Regions from separate parts of the Homo sapiens genome. Here region 1 is linked to region 2. A link is a contact called in ENCODE Hi-C or POLR2A ChIA-PET data. All regions are on one chromosome and are shown on one strand. Each heading gives the region's core, a stretch centred on a gene start or an enhancer-like site at or near the end of the contact. The rest is flanking DNA. Distances are from core to core; before and after follow the strand shown.

Region 1 (6,360 bases), core at 3,145-5,644, 280 kb after region 2:
TAGGGCTTGTCCACACCCACACCAGCCTGACAGCTTCTCCAGCTCTCAGTAGCATCTCAGCAGCATGAACTCAGGCCTCTGAGCAGCAAGTTTCCCAGCTGGAACACGGAGGACAGTGCGTGGAGGATGTCGTGCAGAAGACAGCACATCAGGCCTCAGAGCCCACAGCAGCCAGGGCTGGTTAGAGCTTCCTCCCTCCCCCAGGCCACTCCTGCCCCTCGACTGCTCCCACATCATCTCCTGTCCTTCACACACCCATCACCTCGCCCTCTCACAGAAAGCTCTTCCTGGTTAATGCCCCCACCACAATGGCCGCACTAAACTATCACCTCTCAACCTCGGTTGTTTCACGAGTAGATCCTGTCTTTCCAGCTGAACAGGAATGATACTCCATTGCACCTGGGATGCACTGACAGCCGTGGTTCTCAATCTCGACCTCACAGGAGACTCCTTAGAAAGTTAAAAATTAAGGCCGGCTGCGGTGGCTTATGCCAGTAATCCCAGCACTTTGGGAGGCCGAGGTGGGTGGATCACCTGAAGTCAGGAGTTCGAGACCAGCCTGCCCAACATGGAGAAACCCCGTTTCTACTAAAAATACAAAAATTAGCCGGGCGTGGTAGTGGGTGCCTGTAATCCTAGCCACTCCGGAGGCTGAAACAGGAGAATCGCTTGAACCCAGGAGGCAGAGGCTGCAGTGAGCCGAGATTGCACCATTGCACCCCAGCCTGGGCAACAGAATGAGAGGAAAAAAAAAAAAAAGAAAATTAAAAATTCTGAAGCCCAGGCCCCACTGTAGACCAGGTAGCTCGGCATCTCTGGGGAGCGAGGCCCAGAATCGGGACTTCCAAACTCTCTGGGGGACTCCAGGAAGCAGCCCAGGCTGAGGGTCACTGCCTCAGACCTCTGGAATCTGCCAAAAGCACTACGTGACTCGGGCCTCATGTCCACCCCAGAAAGGGACGTGGGACAGGTGTTACCCCCATTCTTAGAAAGCTGAGGCTGAGAGGTGTGTGGCCCGTGGTTGCTGCCAGCAGGGCTGGGACTTGAAGCCAGGCTCTGCATCCTGGGCTCAGCGCTCTTACCACAGCCTCCGGCCGCTGTAACCAGTGCAAACTGCGGAGGGCTGCTTGTCTCCAACTCCTTCCCTCTGCCCTGAAACAGCTAACACTGGCACTGGACACATGCCAGGGCTCTGGAAGACGGAATAAAGATGAATGTCCCCTCTTGTACTGTCAGCCACTGTCTTCTGAGGAGGTTGGAATACTTCCCTCCTGGGCCTGGCCCAGCCTCTGCCAGCTCTCCAGGAGCCACCATGTCACAGATGCCTGGAAGGAAGGGCCAGTGGAACCACACTAATGGAATTGCTAAGCCAGGAGTCAGCCTCCGAGAGCCCCCTCTTCCTAGATACCCTGCATTAGTCACGCCTGTCCTAGCCTTTAGCTTATCTAGGGTGACCATCAGACCGAGGGATCGCCAGGATTCAGGACTTTCAGCTTTAAAACCCAGACAAGTTGGTCACTCTACTTCTCTCTCCCCAGTCCTGAGTGACAGTTTCCCTCACGGGGCCCCATGCCTCTCCTCTTTTACTGCAGTCATTGCTGTTGTTGAGGCCCTGTGAGCACATGGCTCGTAGCATCAGTGGCCTTGAACCTTCTGGCTTCCTCCTGGCCTGGCTGCAACAGCTTTGCTGGCCCTGCATGGGGGATGGGCTCAAGTGCTCTCCTGCAGCCGCTTACCCGATGGCGCCTGCGCCTACTACGTGCCCGGGATGCACAAAGGCCCCTGCGGTGAGGAGCAACTCCCATTCCGCAGGAAGCGTGCAGTATGAGGTTGTTTGGAGGGGAGGGGCAGGCTTCTTGGAGGTTTCATGGGATTGTGGGGGTGTTTGTGGCACATCTGAGAGGAAACATCTTGTGCAAAGGTGCAGCTGTACTGAGTGTGTGGCATGTTCTGAGAAGACCAAGCAGTCCAGGGAGGACGGAACACCAGGCAGGGGTGGTGGGGAGGGCTGGGGGCTGCACTGCAGGGGCAGCGAAGAGCTGGCCTGTCACATCAAGGTGCTTTACTCAGCAGAGAGGTGTCAGTTAATGAGGGGCACCCAATGGCCACAAGGGATCTGGCTCCTTCTGATCCAGAGGGAGAATCAGGCTTCCATCCCTGCCCCTAGTTGGTCTCTGCAAGTGGTTCCCACGGTGCGGCCAGGGGAAGTGCATGGGGGACGGGCTAGCCTTGGGTTGATGTTCTTGTATTAGAGCCATCGGCTCCCTACCCCTGGGCATTACAATCGCCTTGGGCAACTCCCAATGCCCCGGCTGCACTCCAGGCCAATTAATAAGAGGGTGAATGGAAGACCCACACATGGGTTTTTAAAGCTCCCGAGGGAATTCCAATGCAGAGCCAAGGTTGGGAACCCTGTACTAGAGGGACATGGGGATGAGGCGGGGAGGGATGGCTCACAGAGGCTCCATGGTGGGGAACTTACCAACAGCACTTGGGGGCCCAGCACCCCTGAACACTCCTCTCCCATGTGCCTTCCATATGAAATGAAAAGGACACAGAAAATGGGGAAGGAATGACACTTTCCTTTCTCAGCTTCTAAGTACAGCAGGCCTAAGGCAGTGTGTTCAGGGCCCACTAGCCACAGATAGGGCTATGCCGCCCCCTAGGGGCAAGGCCTGAGGACAGCTTTCACTTCAGATTCCCTCCCCTTCCAGTTAGGAAATTATTTCCCAACAGGGAACTTGCCCTATACTATCTGAAGGGTCTGCAGCAAACACCTTATAGCTCTATAGTCCATGCCAGCAGGCTGCACCATCTCAGTCCCCTGCACACCTCTCAATCCCCCCAGACCCCAGCAGAGCACCCCACGAGAAGTGTGGGAGATTAAGTGGGCCCATGGTTCCAAGCTGGATGAGGGGCCAGCTCCTCTCGGACTCCTGTGAGGCCTTCACAGTCACCACAGCTCAGCCCCTTGTCTGCATAATGAGGATAAATGATGGAGAACATAAGTGAGAGGGTTTCAGATTGGCAGGGATGGAGCCAGGAAAATCCCTGTCTGACCTCCGTGAGGCCTACAGGCAAGCTGTTTATGAAGGGCCTAGGCTTTCCCTTGAGAAAATGTCACCCCCCGGTTGAGACAGTAACAGATGACGTTTCTTTCTTTGCTTTGGCTACTGGAGCTGAAAGTCAAATTAGGGTTCCCCAAACATTTCTTAGGGTGTTACAACGTTTGAGTTCCTTGTCCTGATGTCGACATTCTACACTGACTTGATTTGTTCTTGTGCCTCACTTCTTTGTATCTGTTTCAGTTATTTCCTCAAAGTCTCCTCAAATCTTTTTTGGACTAAGGTAGGATATAAACAGTAAGAATTTATTTTGGACTTAACAAGTTTTGCTCTTTACACCAATGTGATCATCTTTGAGACAGAAGCTTTCTGTCTAGGAGACAGTGGTTCCAAAATACACACATCAGAATCACCTTAGAGGCCAGGTACAGTGGCTAACACCTGTAACCCTAGAACTTTGGGAGGCCGAAGCAGGCAGATCACTTGAGGCCAGGAGTTTAAGACCAATCTGGTCAACATAGTAAAACCCTGTCTCTACTAAAAAATACAAAAAAAAAAAAAAAATTAGCCAGACATGGTGGCACACACTTGTAGTTCCAGCTACTCAGGAGGCTGAGGTATGAGGATCACCTGAACCCAGGAGGCAGAGGATGCAGTGAGCCAAGATTGCGCCACTGCACTCCAGCCTGGGTGACAGAGCGAGACTGTCTCAAAAATAAAAAATAAAATAAAATCACCTTAGAGATTTAAAAAAGGTTCTAATTCAGATCTGGGGTAGGCCCCAGGAATATGTAATTTTAAAAAGCTTCCCCACTGCTTCTGAAGCAGCCAGCCCAGCCCCTGGCCATGGAGCAGTGTTTGAGAATCTCTGGCCTAGAAACATAAAAAAAGGGGGCCATTAGTTATAAAAATGAATATCGAATTCTTTTACAAAATGTGATTTTCTAAATAAAATAAACCTCAACTTTATTCAGCTGATGTGCTTCCAAAACAATGGGTGTAAATCCAAATTTGCAAATCAAACCCATTCAAATTCATCAGGGCAAAGGGTGTACAGAACTCCGCAGTGAAGTCTAAAAAATCAAGACTCCTCTAACTTACTTGGTCTTGGAGTTTGGCTTTTCTTACAGTGGTCCCCCTGAAGTAAATGTCCATGTAATAAAGAGATCTCAAGTTCCTCTTGATAACCCACCTGTTTTAAATCACAATAGGCACACCAAACTCATGTACAAGGTCACAGAGGCTGGCTACCGGAGTTTCTTGCATCAGCTCGACCTAAGAATTCACCCCCGCCTCCACTAGAGGGTGCTCCTTCCCTGGCCTGGACCCTTCCCTACACTGAGGCGGTGGAGAGAGTCACACTGTTAGGCCAAGGTCTATTTTTCACCAGGCACTGAAAGCAGATGTGTGAAGAGAAGTGGTCATGTGACAACATGCAGTCTCAATGCCCCTGGGTGTCCAGACACACTGGCTGCTGTCCACCAGCCGCAGGTGGTAAAGACCCAAAAACCACCTCTGCAATTTTTATTCCAAACTAGAGGACTGGCTCTGAAGGTGCAGCATGAGGGTTCATCAAAGCCAACCACTGTCAAGTGTGGAAAGCACTGGTGCACACCACGAAAAGATGTCCTATCAGTCCACGCATGATGGGTGCGGGGACTTCTGCCTCCCAGAGTTCAAGAACAAATGGCTCAGCTGCTCCCTGCAGACCTTCCTCCAAAGTGTGCTGTCTGGCAGGATCCTTGGGTGCCTGGGGGACAGGACAGCCTTGCCGTCGCAGTCTCAGAATCCATTTTATGGATTACCAAAAGTCCTGCGCTAGGTCCCTGGCACCGCAGCAGTGCTGTGTGTAATGGAAATGTCAATGTGCCTCCCCAGAGTTAGACAGATCTAGGTCTAAAGATGCTGCAACCCCCCAGTCCACCCTCCAGTCACTGCTTTAACTCTGGCAGGGCCCCAACCCATTTTAGGAGTCACAGATTGCTCCTTCCTTGGAAACCTGGGGCCCATTTGGCCCGGAGGGGTAGGAACAATGGAGATCTCCTCCAACCGAAAGTGTGAAATTAGCATCCAGGAAACTCAGTTAATCTATGACAATTAAGAAAACTTACCAAAGGGGAGCTATGCCACAGAGGTGCCTGAAAGGACCAACATGACTACAGAGCAGCGGGGAGGGGAACAAGAGAGGTGAAGAGGAACACAGAAAGGAAGGGAAATAAGACAGAAGACAGTTCAAGCAACAAGAAACTAACAGAGCAGGTAGGGCAGGACAACCAAAGGTAGGGTTAATACTGAGCCGGTTTCCAGATCTGAAGGATTTTGAGTGTCATTTTATGTCTTGCCATGAAGCTGCTGTGCCCAGGGCTGGTAGGCCTGTGGTAAATGAGAACATACACTAACCAGGTCTTTCTGAGACTTTCAGTGATTCACCACATTAGATGGACTTCAGGACAGATTGGCCTTTATACTAAATTCCACAATATACCTGGTATTAGTACAGCCTGAATCCGGGGCTGGTCACAGAAGGAAAAAGGTTGTAGTCCCTGAAAACAGAGTGTTACAAGGACATACACACTACAGATGTCTCCACGGTGGGATCTGCCCACACTGGCTGGGCAAAATGAGGGCCTGGCTGGCAGGTGCTAATATATTTCAGGGAAGAGAAGGGAACCAAAGAATTAGAGATACTAAAACTAGAGCTGAGACTGTAATTGGAAAATCACAAATCTTTGCCTACAGCTACTTTCTAAGGGGCAAAGGCCCACAAAGCCTGGGCGCAGGTGCCAAGCCACAGTCTCTGAACCTTAAAAGCCAACCACTCTATTAACAACTAGAAAAAATCAGTGACTAGGGTCAAGACTGAACACTCCCGGGAAATAACACTGGCCTCACTTTAGAAAAGAGAAACACCCAGCTGTAGTGTGGAAAATCTTACTTGTTATCGGCAATAGCACTACATCTTGTTTCCCCTAGGTAGCTGCTTCCAGGGAATGGTGACAAGTATTGGCAGTCAGTCATCTACATGTCACTGAGGCACAGGGGAGGGTGGCCAGGAGCACGAGGATGTGAATCGACCTACTATTTAATATAATGGCTGTGAGAAAAGGCCTCTTTCCTTTCCTTTCCACTTTTGCTCCACCCTATCAGGAGCCAGAAAGGCCTGATGGTGACAAGGTGTGAACCGTGTGGACAGTCCTGCACACAGGGCTCACTGTGGACACCTTCCCAGGGCACGCATCAGCTATGTGAACAAAGCCACCAAAGCCATTCTTTCCCTCCCCCAGTGAGAGCGAGA
Region 2 (5,999 bases), core at 2,979-5,478:
GAAGTCTGCAGGGTCTCCTGTAGCTCTACAGTTCCAGTCTGGCGACTGTGTTAGGGAGACTAAATTGTGACCATCACTAATTAATACAGATGGGAAAATCTCTAGGGAAGAGGTGAGCCTGACTTGCGTATTGAAGGGTGGGAATAAGGTGGATGAACAGAATGGGGCACGTATCAGGAGAGAGAAACAAGATGAATCAAGAGGTCCTGGGGTGAGGAGAGAAGGGGAGAGGGAAGCAGCACTGGGGAGCTAACAGAAAGAAAGATCAGCTGGCTTCAGCCAGTGATGCCTCTAGCAGATTTGGGGCAAATAAAGGAAGGCCTTAGAAGTTAAATAGAAAGGTTTGGAAATGACCCAGTAGGGGATAGGAGCTCTTTTAAGTCCTAATTAGGGAAGAAATTTGATTAAAACAGTGTTTCAGGAATATAAATATGCCATGCTACCATCTTTTTTCTTTTGTCTTTTTCTCACCACCCCCCACCCCCCACGACCAGCCCCACCCCCTAGACGGAGTCTTGCTCTGTCACACAGGCTGGAGTGCAGTGGCGCGATCTCAGCTCACTGCAACCTCCGCCTCCCAGGTTTAAGCAATTCTCCTGCCTCAGCCTCCCAGGTAGCTGGGATTACAGGCATCTGCCACCGCGCCTGGCTAATCTCACCATGTTTGCCAGGCTGGTCTCGAACTCCTGACCTTGTGATCCGCCTGCCTCGGCCTCCCAAAATGCTGGAATTACAAGTGTAAGCCACCGCGCCCGGACTTCTTTTTTTTTTTTTTTTTAAGATGGAGTCTCACTCTGTTGTCCAGGCTGGAGTACAGTGGTGCGATCTTGGCTCACTGCAACCTCCACCTCCCGGGTTCAAGTGATTCTCCTGCCTCAGCCTCCCGAGTAGCTGGGATTACAGGCATCCAACACCACGCCCAGCTAATTTTTGTATTTTTAGTAGAAACAGCGTTTCACCATGTTGGCCAAGCTGGTCTTGAACTCCTGACCTCAGGTGATCTGTCCACATCAGCCTCCCAAAGTGCTGGGATTACAGGCATGAGCCACTGTGCCCAGCCCATGCTACCATCTTTAACTGGAGAGGGGAAACTAGAAAAATTATGAGTCGAGTTTGTTGTTATTATTCTTCCTATGTATTTTTAAATTAATAATTAAATTAATAAATGTTTTTAATTAATAAATACATAAACTCCTAAACTGCTATGACAGAATGATAGAAGTGCTTAGCACAGTGCCAGCACATAGTAGGTGCTCAGTAAGTTGATGATGCTCTTTATTATCATCTCTCTGAAATTCACCTTTGACATCAGGGGACCTCATATGATCATCATCTTAGCTCTAGTGACCGCTTTGCTCATTTTCTCTCCGCGGGGTAGTAGAGGCTCTGGCCTCTGTCAGGGGCCTGTGGCAGTGGACAGGGAGGAGACTTACAGAAGGCCCCTGAATACCCTCTCCCCCTCTGCTCCTTTCCCACCTCCCTCCTGAAGGTCACTGGCTGTTCGTTCCTCTGACAGTGGGAAGTTTCCATGAAGATACCCATCCTCTGATAACTTTCTGGGCAACTTTCTCCCCAGCATCTGTCCACAGGGAGCAGAAAGCCTGGCCTTTGGGGAACACACAGTCATACTCTCTTTCCACAGAAGCAGCTTCCCTGTGTCCCCTCATGTGTCATCATCCCTTCAGGATGGTGCCATTGCTGGCTCCAGGCCAGAGCCCCCCTTAAATCTTCCCCCGAGCTGGGACACCTTTCCCCTCCTCCTTCTGGCCCACTTACTCACACTCATCCTGCCTGAGATGCCACCTTCTCAGGCCCTCAGTCAGGAACCCCTCAGGGTGGTGGAAGGGCCCCCAGTGGGCTCAGTCCTATTTCCATAAATTATGGTTGACCCATGAACAACGTAGAGGTTGGAGGCACCAACCCACGTGCAATCAAAATGTGCATATAACTTTTGATTCCCCAAAAACTTAACTACTAATGGCCTACTGTTGACTGGAAGCCTTACGAAAAGCATAAAAATTTAACATATTTTGTATCTATATATTATAGACTGTATTCTTATAATAAAGTAAGTTGGAGAAAAAAATTAAGAAAATCATAAGGAAAAGAAAATATATTTACTAGTAAGTGGAAGTGGATAATCTTCAAGGCCTTCATCTTCCTTGTCTTCAGGTTGAGTAGGCTGAGGAGGAGGAAGGGTTGGTCTTGCGGTCCTAGGGTGGCAGAGGTGGAAGAGGAGGTGGAGGTGAAAGGAGAGGCAGGAGGGACAGGCACATTCAGTGTAAATTTTATTGAAAAGTGTCTGTATATAAATGGATCCACACAGTTCAAGCCTATGTTGTTCAAGGGTCAACTGTACATGGTCTGGATCTGGGTTCGAAATAGTGGAAGTCAGTCTAGTTGAAGAAAATCGTGAACTTTATTTAGTCACTTTTTATGCATACCTCTTCCCAGGAGGGGCAAGTGCCAAACCTTAGTTATGGGCCGGGCAAAGTACAGGGTTGGGGAAGGGATGACTAGGAGGACAAGAGTCTCTTCTGTCTTCAGATAAACAAGCCCAACACCATGGAGGCAGCAAATAAGTTGCACTGGTTCCCAAGGAGGTTTGTGAAGTAGAAAATGCTTCCCGGCTGGGCGCGGTGGCTCACACCTGTAATCCCAGCACTTTGGGAGGCCAAGGCAGGTGGATCACCTGAGGTCAGGAGTTTGAGACCAGCCTGGCCAACATGGTGAAACCCCATCTCTACTAAAAATACAAAAAATTAGCTGGGTGTGGTGGCGCGCACCTGTAATCTCAGCTACTCGGGAGGCTGAGGCAGGAGAATCGCTTGAACCTGGGAGGTGGAGGTTGCAGTGAGCTGAGATCGTGCCACTGCACTCCAGCCTGGATCACAGAGTGAGACTCCATTTCAAAAAAAAGAGAGAGAAAAGAAAATAAAATGCTTCCTGAACTATTCTCTCAGTGGAAGTGATGGCTGAGCCGGAGCAGCATCTTAGACCATGTGTAGAGGTCACACACTGAGACACCATACGATAAAAGAACTTGGGTCCCTGAGGACTGTGGAGCATGCCGGCTGTGCCAGCCAGGGACTGCCAATCTCTGGATTGTAATGGGAGGAAGAAACGCACTTCCATGTCTCTTAAGCCACTGTGTTTTGGTGTCCATACGCACAGCCAAATATAATCTTAATTAATACTGTGTTCAATAAATGTTGGCTGATGTTGTCACATGATTATAACTAATGTCTGTCTTCCCACTAGACTGAAAGCTCCTTGAGGACAGGGGCCATGTCTGTGTGGTTCAGTATATCCCCAAGGCTCATGCCAGTGCCATGTGCACAGCAGGTACCCAATGGGCATCTGTTGAATTAGTAAGTGAGCTATGACCTCTGTTCATGCTCTTCTTCTCCCTGGGGCTAAGCACCAACCTTGGGGCACCTTTTCCTTTAAGGTCTCACTGAAAGCCCTTCTCCCAGAGAAAATATTTGTAATGCCTCACTTCTTTCTGGTTCCTCCTTGTATTGGTTCCTTAAAACTTACACTGTATGTTACATAGATGGAGTTATCCCTATGCTATTTGGGGATCATTCTCTATTTATCCCTGGATACTTATGTGCTTGCTTAAGTGGACAGTAAGCTACTTTGGGCAAGGAAAACACTTTCAGTTTTCAAATCACTGGGAACCTTAACTCCAGTTCCTCACAAGTGAATACAGTGAGCAATAAATACTTGCTGAAGAAAGAAAGAAGAGAGGGAGGAGGGTGAGGATCAAAAAACTACCTATCAGGTACTATGTATATTACCTGGGTGGTGAAATAATCTGTACACCAAACCCCTGAGACATGCAATTTACCTATGTAACAAACCTGCACATGTGCCCCTGAACCTAAAATAAATGTTAAAAAACCAAAAAAAAAAAAAAAAAAAAGAAGGGAAGGAGGAAAACCTGACGAGGCCCCAGTGCTAAGGAGAATGTTGGCATTTCAAACTGGGGGTGTGATTTAAAGAAAAGGAGCAGAAAGTGAGGCCAAAAAGAGCAGTCTGCGAGGTAGGGACAAGGAAAAGAGTCCTAAGAGCCAAGCTTGGAAAACATTTCAAAGGCAGGTTGAAAATGGTGTGTTGAAAATTGAAACAATGTAGAATTCAGGGGACCTTGTCAACATTAGCTGTGACCTTGATTAAGTCACTTCCCATTTAAGGATCTGTTTTCCTGATTTTGACTCTTAGGAAGTCTGACTAATCGGTGAACTGGCTCTGCTCCAAGGAGCCTAGTTAGAGGCTCCAAGAAGCCTGAACCCAGCCCTCTCCTCCTCAGCCAGAGAAACTCTGTTCTCTTCAGTTTCATGCACTGACTTCCCCATAAAATTTAGTTCGAACAAAAGGCTATGGGTCTAAACCAAAGTTTGAGAACCACTGGATTCAATGAACCCCTGCTCAACCGTATAAAGATCCCTGGTTTTGTGTTTCAACCAGTCACTCACAAAGCTGAAACCCTTCCTCAAAGAAAATCTGGGAAACAAAGGGCATGTATATAGACCTTGGCCTTGTCTCCCCAGCCAGACTGTAAATTCTAAGAAAAGCAAACTTGGGCTCATGGTTCTCAGCTTCCCATGACAGGCAGGCAGCCTTGGCTGAATTCTTAGATGTTTCACAGAGTTCTGTGGCTGGATGATTGATAGTTAGGCAACAGAAAGGCCATGGGAAGGATTTATTTCACCTTGGGGAGTCCTCAGGGATGTAAGGACTCCCTTTCTGGGATGACTGGACCCCTGTGCTCCCATATAAATATTTCTACTCATATACATGTGTGTTTAACTTCCTCACATCATCTTGCTCCTTCTTCCCAATTGCTGGTTTTCAGGCGTCTCTTTTCCACGTGCCTCTCCCCACTCTCCTCCTCTCTCAGCCTGAGGTTCCTGACCTCTGACCCTGACTCTTTCCAGGGCACTGAGCTGGAATCCTGGGTCTGGAGTCAATGAGATGTCCAGAACAGGCAGGACTGAACCAGGTACCAGGAGCTTTGCACTCAGAGGAAGAGGCACCTAAAAAAGCGAGGACCAAACCAAACCGTGGTTGACCTATACAATGGGACATGATTCCGCCTTAAAAAAGGAACACGAGGACATTGTGCTAAGTGAAATAAGCCGGTCACAAAAGACAAACACTGTCTGATTTCACTTATCCAGGGTGGTCAAATTCATAGAAATGGAAAGTAGAATGCTGATTGCCAGGGGCTGGGGGAAGGAGGGAATGGGGAGTTATTTATTGAGTACAGTGTTTCTGCTGGTGGAAATGAAAAGGTTCTGGAGATTCATTACTGATATGGTTTGGCTGTGTCCCCACTCAAATCTCATCTTGAATTCCCATGTGTTGTGGGAGGGACCCAGTAGGAGGTAACTTTCCCATGCTGTTCTCATGATAGTGAATAAGTCTCACAAGATCTGATGGTTTTTAAAAGGGGAATTTCCCTGCACAAGCTCTCTTTGCCTGCCGCCATCCATGTAAGATGTGCCTTTGCTCCTCCTTGCCTTCCGCCATGATTGTGAGGCCTCCCCAGCCATGTGGAACTGTAAATCCATTAAACCTCTTTTTCTTCCCAGTTTCAGGTATGTCTTTATCAGTAGCATGAAAAGAGACTAATACAGTTACACAACAATGTGAATATACCTCACTCTACTGACTTGTATGCTTAAAAATGGTTAAGATGGTAAATTTCATGTTATGTGTATTTTACAACAATTTTTGTTTAAAAGCAGCAAGAGCAAGGACCAAAGGAGGAGTCCCTGCCTCAGCCTGGCCCCTCTCTGCCTGCCATCTGGAGGTGTGATTAGGTAGAGGGTGAGCCCAAAGGGAATAAAACTCCTCCAGGTGACAACTCCTCAAGCTGCTGGCCTTCCAGAGCTTGCTCTCCTGGGTCTGACCCCAATATCTCTAGATCCACAGGCTTTTGTCCTTGTCTCCTAGCTCCCAGATACTACTCATTTCTCTGAGCACACATG

The links. Hi-C counts contacts between places; a loop is a spot of excess contacts on that map. ChIA-PET counts read pairs that join two places held with the same protein, here RNA polymerase II (POLR2A). Pooled maps may share reads with other maps.
Region 1: a map of OCI-LY7 shows a loop between it and region 2 (2.2-fold over the local background). The contact joins two enhancer-like sites. A Hi-C loop is called at or near these places in 1 of 168 maps with a recorded cell type or tissue (OCI-LY7) and 8 of 50 pooled maps. POLR2A ChIA-PET finds 5 or more read pairs at or near these places in 2 of 52 experiments (B cell and H1).

What each region holds. Positions count from the first base shown.
Region 1 is chr17:46,939,010-46,945,369 of GRCh38, reverse strand. It overlaps GOSR2 (golgi SNAP receptor complex member 2), which reads right to left. Exons shown (of 6, transcript NM_004287.5): 6 at 3,350-6,360. It also overlaps a transcript of LRRC37A2 not described here. Among named protein-coding and RNA genes, the nearest start is that of GOSR2, 19 kb to the right of the region's middle. RefSeq lists an enhancer at 1,578-2,514. Within about 2 kb of position 4,394, at least 2 of the 41 ENCODE cell types and tissues checked have a DNase peak (open chromatin) inside an H3K27ac peak, as active enhancers do.
Region 2 is chr17:47,223,785-47,229,783 of GRCh38, reverse strand. It overlaps a transcript of MYL4 not described here. Among named protein-coding and RNA genes, the nearest start is that of MYL4, 17 kb to the right of the region's middle. RefSeq lists an enhancer at 4,087-4,381. Within about 2 kb of position 4,228, at least 22 of the 41 ENCODE cell types and tissues checked have a DNase peak (open chromatin) inside an H3K27ac peak, as active enhancers do.